2 separate regions of the Homo sapiens genome follow, and region 2 is linked to region 1. A link is a contact called in ENCODE Hi-C data. All regions are on one chromosome and are shown on one strand. The core of a region is the stretch at or near the end of the contact, and the rest is flanking DNA. Distances in the headings are between cores, read along the strand shown. Region 1 overlaps RYR3 (ryanodine receptor 3). Region 2 overlaps RYR3 (ryanodine receptor 3).

What was found. A loop is a pair of places that touch in the nucleus more often than their neighbours do. Pooled maps may share reads with other maps.
Region 2: a loop to region 1 is called in a map with no recorded cell type, with 2.4 times the contacts of the local background. The contact joins two enhancer-like sites. A Hi-C loop is called at or near these places in 4 of 37 single-sample maps with no recorded cell type and 3 of 50 pooled maps.

What each region holds. Positions count from the first base shown.
Region 1 is chr15:33,394,241-33,397,113 of GRCh38, forward strand. The region is part of intron 1 of RYR3 (ryanodine receptor 3); the gene reads left to right. Among named protein-coding and RNA genes, the nearest start is that of RYR3, 85 kb to the left of the region's middle. Within about 2 kb of position 1,296, at least 2 of the 41 ENCODE cell types and tissues checked have a DNase peak (open chromatin) inside an H3K27ac peak, as active enhancers do.
Region 2 is chr15:33,678,698-33,681,752 of GRCh38, forward strand. The region is part of intron 38 of RYR3 (ryanodine receptor 3); the gene reads left to right. Among named protein-coding and RNA genes, the nearest start is that of CHRM5, 290 kb to the right of the region's middle. Within about 2 kb of position 1,779, at least 2 of the 41 ENCODE cell types and tissues checked have a DNase peak (open chromatin) inside an H3K27ac peak, as active enhancers do.

The DNA of each region.
Region 1 (2,873 bases), core at 46-2,545:
CAACCCTATGATGAGCTGAGACAGTAGGGAAGAAAGGAAGTTATTACAGGGTACACAAGCTTTTCGATAGAATTCAACATTGTTTAAAATATTTTCAGTACAGCCAAAAAGAGAGATGGGAGAAGCAGAAAAATCGGAGTATGTAGTAATCTGAGTCCAGTGATCTGAAAGAGAGAGACAATTTACATGTTATGTTCCAACTTTCCATGTGGTTTAGATTGGCCCAGACTGTATACCTTTGGTGTTTAGGTGTGGGAGCAAGGGGTATGGAACACCCTGTTTTCCATCAGGTTGAGTCACAAGTTGTCACTTTGGCTGCTGAGCTGATTTTCTCCATGGTATCTCTTTGAAGTGTTATCCTGTGAAAAGAACTGTAATTTCAGGGGAAGAATTCTTTCCTCCATTCTATGAGATTCTTGGCTGAAGCCACAAACTAATTTGATTCTGAAATGATGCTGTATAGAAGAGCTCATCTCTTAATCTCTGGGGCTTTTACCAACCAAACATGTGCTGATTCTGTTTTTCACAAGTCAAGCTAATTTCTAAATAATGTAGCAACCAGTTAGGACAATCACAAGAGGGAGAGAAATTGATTTTGAAAGCCAGTTCTGAGAGATGAATGGAAATAAATTTGGAATGTGAAAGGTAAGGAGAGCCAGATGGACATACAGTATAATGCCAGACATGAGGAGTTTTAAAAAATGCTGATGCAAAAAAAAACACATACTGATACCCGGGTCCCAATCTTAGAGGGTCTGACTTAATTGGTATGGTATGGGGTGCAATCTTGGCATTGAGGTTTTATAAGCTCATTGAAGTTTGAGAACCTCTGGGCTAGACAATACCGTGTGTTATTCCAAGGACTGTGAACTTTAGAGGAAAATCAAGAAAATGTGCTCAGTTACACAAAGATGGTGTGTGATTTTAAAATTTGATTGTGGAAAACTAGTGCCCGTGCTTATAGCTGTGTACACATCAAGGTGTGACTTTTCATATCAGTCACAAACATGGGGACGTAGCTGGAGCCTTTTCCTTCAGCAGTAGCCTGATTATGGGAAGACATTTCTAATGCAGAGATGATGCTTTATGTTTTATTCTTTCTAACCCACAGTCCCTGGAGCACTGCTATGTTTGTGATAGTTTCTTAAAAACCGAAACTTAAAATGGAACCACTTAGGGGTCTTTTATTTTTATCATCTGCTACATAACGCAAGGCACATACGTACTTCAACACTGGGCATTTCTGAAATGTCAGCCCGGGCTCTAGGATGACTGACAGGCAATCCAGAGAGACAGAGCCTAAAATTTGAGCTGGTAATGAATCTGGGCCAGACCCAGTGACTGACAGCCTTCCCGTGACACAGGCAGGCACTCTGCTAAGTAAGTCCTTCCACTGTGCCTGGAGCCCCGTGTTTGTCAGCCATTCTAGAAATCATATCTGGGTGCTCTGTGCAATGATGAACATGGACGTGGTTCACTCTGGGGCTTCTCCCTGTTAAATCCTCTCTGATTAGCTGAGTGATTTATCTTAGGGACTGCTTGCCTTGAAAGTGACTTCACTTAGCCCTCTGTAGTTGCGGAGCATTGGTTCCAGGACCTCCCACAGATTCCAAGATCCATGGATGCTCAAGTCCTTTACATAAAATGGCATAGCATAGTTGACCCTCAGTATCCATGCGTTCTGCCTCTGCAGATTCAACCAACTGCAGATGGAAACCCACGCATACAGAGGGCCGACTGTTTTTATCTGTCCTGCTGTGCCTGCCCACTTTGGATATCTGGCCCGAGTGAGTGGGTGAGTCTTCATCCACCTGTGCTGTCATTCAGGGACACAGACACTTCGGATTCATGCCGGTGACTTTTCCATAGTGGCTGAAGAGAAGCAGGTGTTGTCTGAAGGATCTTACATTCAGGGGCCGGCCCACTTGAGTGATTATGAAAGCTGGACCTATTCTGGCCCAGAATAGTATACTTCACTGAGAGAGAGCCCTGCACAGGCCTTCTTGACAACTGCCGAATTTACATTAAGAGCCACAGAATATATCCCGTCTGTGTGAGTGAAGTGAAGCACCTTCCAAACCCGTCAGTGTTTTGTGGTTGACACCCTGCATGTCATCTCCCACCTGTGCCCAACAGTGACAATTGTGGTTGTCACCTGAATGATCTTCTGGCCTCTGCCTGCCCACCCGAGGGACACTTCCTCTGCTCTTGAGTGAAGTAATGAGACTTATCCCAAGTTCTCCAACTTCTAATCTTCTCAACTTTTCTGTCTTTAGATGAGAGATCTCAAGCCCCGGGGATCCCTTGGTCAGACAGATACTAGGTTGGTGCAAAGGTAACTGGGGTTTTGCCATTGCTTTCAGTGGCAAAAACTGCAGCTGCCTGTGTACAAATCTAATGCATGAGTGAAACAGGCTGGCCTCAGAGATAGTGGGAGTGCTGAAGACTGTGACAAACTGGAGGGCTGGTGACCCATCTGCAGAGGATACCTGCCACTCAGCTCCAGCCAGTTGGTGGTTACCGTCAGTGAGATAACAAGTGACCCAGGTCTAGGGAGATTTTTACCTCTCACTCATAGATATCCTGGGCTACAGGAAAGGAGATTTAGAGAGGGCCTTTTCTCCTTCAACCCCCCTTTATAGACTGAAACCCAGAAGAGTAATGCTTACATGACCAAATAACACAAGCCAACCTCTTTATTTTTCTGGTAATGAAACAAAGCCAGTCATATTTTATTAATACTTCTGTAATAAAGGCAAAAAATAACATCTGCAGAAAAATTGGAGCTTCTATATGCCAGAGAAGGCAACAATACATTTGATTTTTGTTATATATTGTTAACTGAAAAAATTACAATGTATAAATTTAGAAAA
Region 2 (3,055 bases), core at 529-3,028, 280 kb after region 1:
CTGCTGTTTCCTGTGGAGCCTGGGGCCAGCCCTATACCATCACGCGCCTCGAGGGGTCTGACAGCCAGTGCCTGTTCCTGTGCCCTGATAACATGCTGTAAACAGAGCAGTTCTTCTTATCACCCAAGAACAATGCTCCGGGTTATCTTCACAGGTTTTTCCTTTGACTGCAGAGAGCCTTGTAACTTTATTCTGAGTAATCACAACATCCTTGTTCTAGCAAAATGAGGCCAAAATGGTACCTACTGCACAACCTGGGCCAGAGAGGCCCTGGGGAAGCACAGAGAAATTTGCATGATGAATTCTTCAAAAGTCCTCTTGAAGTCCATGGATTTAACTTTTTCCCTGACCTTCTCTGCTAATAAGTAGTAGATACTTGATGACTTTGTAATTCAGATCAGACTTTTGGCCTAGAGGATGCTCTAGGGCACAGACCACAGAGGGCATGAGTTCCCCTCCCCCCCGCCCCCTGTAAATCTTCCCTACTAAATCTAGAGGGTGTTATTGCATCACCTGACCCCTGACACAGGAAGCTTCATTTCTCTGCCAGCAATCAGGACAGTCATCAAAAAGGCCATCAAGTTGCCACAGCTCATCTCCTCGCTGTAAATGTTTAGTGATGTGCAGTGATGCTTTGATAATGGCCACTTACTCACCATAGTGAGTAACCACTGGAATTTTGAGATTTTATTTCTTCATCCTCAGGTTTTACTGTTAGGAAAAGCAAGCTGGGTACCATCAAAATAGGGCATTAAAATGTGGTGGTAAAATTCTTGATGCTCATTAATTTAACCCAATGAAGCCAAAGGCTTTCATTTGCCATTTTAGTAAACTGACACAACCCTTTCAAGAGCTCCATGGGTCAGATAGAAATAGAACCATGGAATATTAAGCCACAAGTGACTTGACTTCATAGAAGGGCACAGAGACACAGAGAGGTAGGTGACTTGCCCAAGGTCACATAGCCAGAACTAGAACAAAGGACTCTTATTCCCTGACCAGTACTCTTGTTCCCATACCACACTTACATTCATTTTCTTCAACATAAATTTTGTATTGCTAATTTCATTTTATTGGTGAAGAAATCAAGGCTCTGGGAAAATGAGTAATCTGCCCAGCTGAGAGTCAGAAAAAGAACTAAAGCTTTATGATTTGGGAGATTTTATTTCTGAATCCATTTTATGGTTTATTAAAAGAGCATCATCTAGATATTATAATATAAAGTTAAAGCATTAATAAAGATAACTGTTTTTCTGAGTTTTATGGAGCTATTGAGAGTAAACAGCTCTCAGATGGTCAGGTAGATGTGCTTAGATTCCAGCAGCATGGGTTTGAATCCAAACTCTGACATTCACTAATTGATTGTAATATTAGGCAACTTCCTTAACCTCTGTATATTTCAGTTTCTCTATATGAAAAATGAGAATAATAGTAGCTCCTATCCTGCTGAGTGGGGGCTAGGGAATATAAGGATTAAATAAAATAGTGCTCAGCTGGATGTCCTGGTACTTGGAAGTTTGTATACCTCAGCTTCTGAAATGAGTATACAAAGCATAGATCATAAGAACTTCATCTCCACATTTATCTTTTCAGATGCGTTCAGCAAACGAGCAACAGGAAGCCCAACTCAGGTAGAATAGCCATTAACAGATTTCACTGGCTGACATCTGTGAGTTTAGCGATGGAGCCAGCCAAGGACTGAGTTCATCCAGTGGCTCTGCTCACTCTCCAGGCAGTCATCTTGCTTCTTGTTCCAGCTTTGCCCTCGAGCTGGCAGAAAGATGGTGGCTGCAGTTCTGGGCCTCATATCCGTGCACTACAGTGTCCAAGGGAAAAGTGAGAAAGTTTATCCTGCCCTGGTATTGCAAGCAAGGATCCCGAGATCACTTTTGATTACAAAAACTTGGTCACAGGCCAATTCGTGTACCAGAGTGTGACCTAGAAAATGGAACATGCTAGTTGACTTAAGTCAACAGGGTCTATTTTTGAAATAAGTTTGGGTCATTTTACATTCCTGAGGAGCATAGGCTGTAAGTTGGAGAGGCAGAAAACTGTGCAAAAGCAGGGTTCTGTTAAGAAGGAAGAAGAGACAAACGGGTGCTATGTATGTGGTCAGTAATATTCATTATGCATGATGGTTACATCTTCAGCGTCTTTAATTTATTCAGGGGTAAATGTTGACATGCAGCCGGTTCTGGCTCGTGATTTTCAGAGGGAGAACAGGGCAAAAAGAAAAGCTGTGTTCTAGAAACTGGAGACTGTGCTGTCTGTAATCTACATACGTTACCTAATGGTGCACAGCAGTTCTGCAGTAGGTGCTTTCTGTGTTTAATGTCAGCTCTGGCTTCTCAAGAGCTCTGAGCCAGATTCAGGCAGACCTCAGTTACCTCAATAGCCCTGCAATTTACTCCAGCTGCCTCAACAATACATAGAAGACTGTATCTCTCTTGGGTCCCAGTTTCTGTGGGCACATTTGTCATGGCTTTCTAACAGAGACTCTCCAGTCTGGTTTGTAGCCTCAGAAAAGAGTTAACCATCCTCAACCCAAGACTTTCTTAACAGCTGGAGTACGTTAGTTTTCTACTGTTGCTATAGCAAATTATCACAAACTTAATGGTACTGCAAACAACACAAATTTACCTCTTACGGTTCTGGAGGTCACAAGTCAACAGTAGGCTAGTAGGGCTGCATTCCTTCTGGACTTTCTAGGGGAGAATATACATTTCATGCCTTTCCCAGCTTCTTCACATCTGAAAAGTCTCTTTTGTAAGGTAACATATTCATAGGTTCTGGTAATTAGGACATGGACGTTTGGGGGAGTTGGAGGGACATTATTTAGTCTACTACTGGGAGAAATAAAGTAGAGGTCAAAATACACTTGTTCTTTACACTTCAAAATTATCTACCACCTGTTCATGCCTCCAGAGCATTTACAGCATGCCACAAGCTGACTTTTCAATCACTTAGAATTTAAAAATAAGTGTACATCCTTTACATGCACATAATTATTTTTCTTTTCCCATTGTAATGTGAGCATTATAAATTGCTTTCTAAG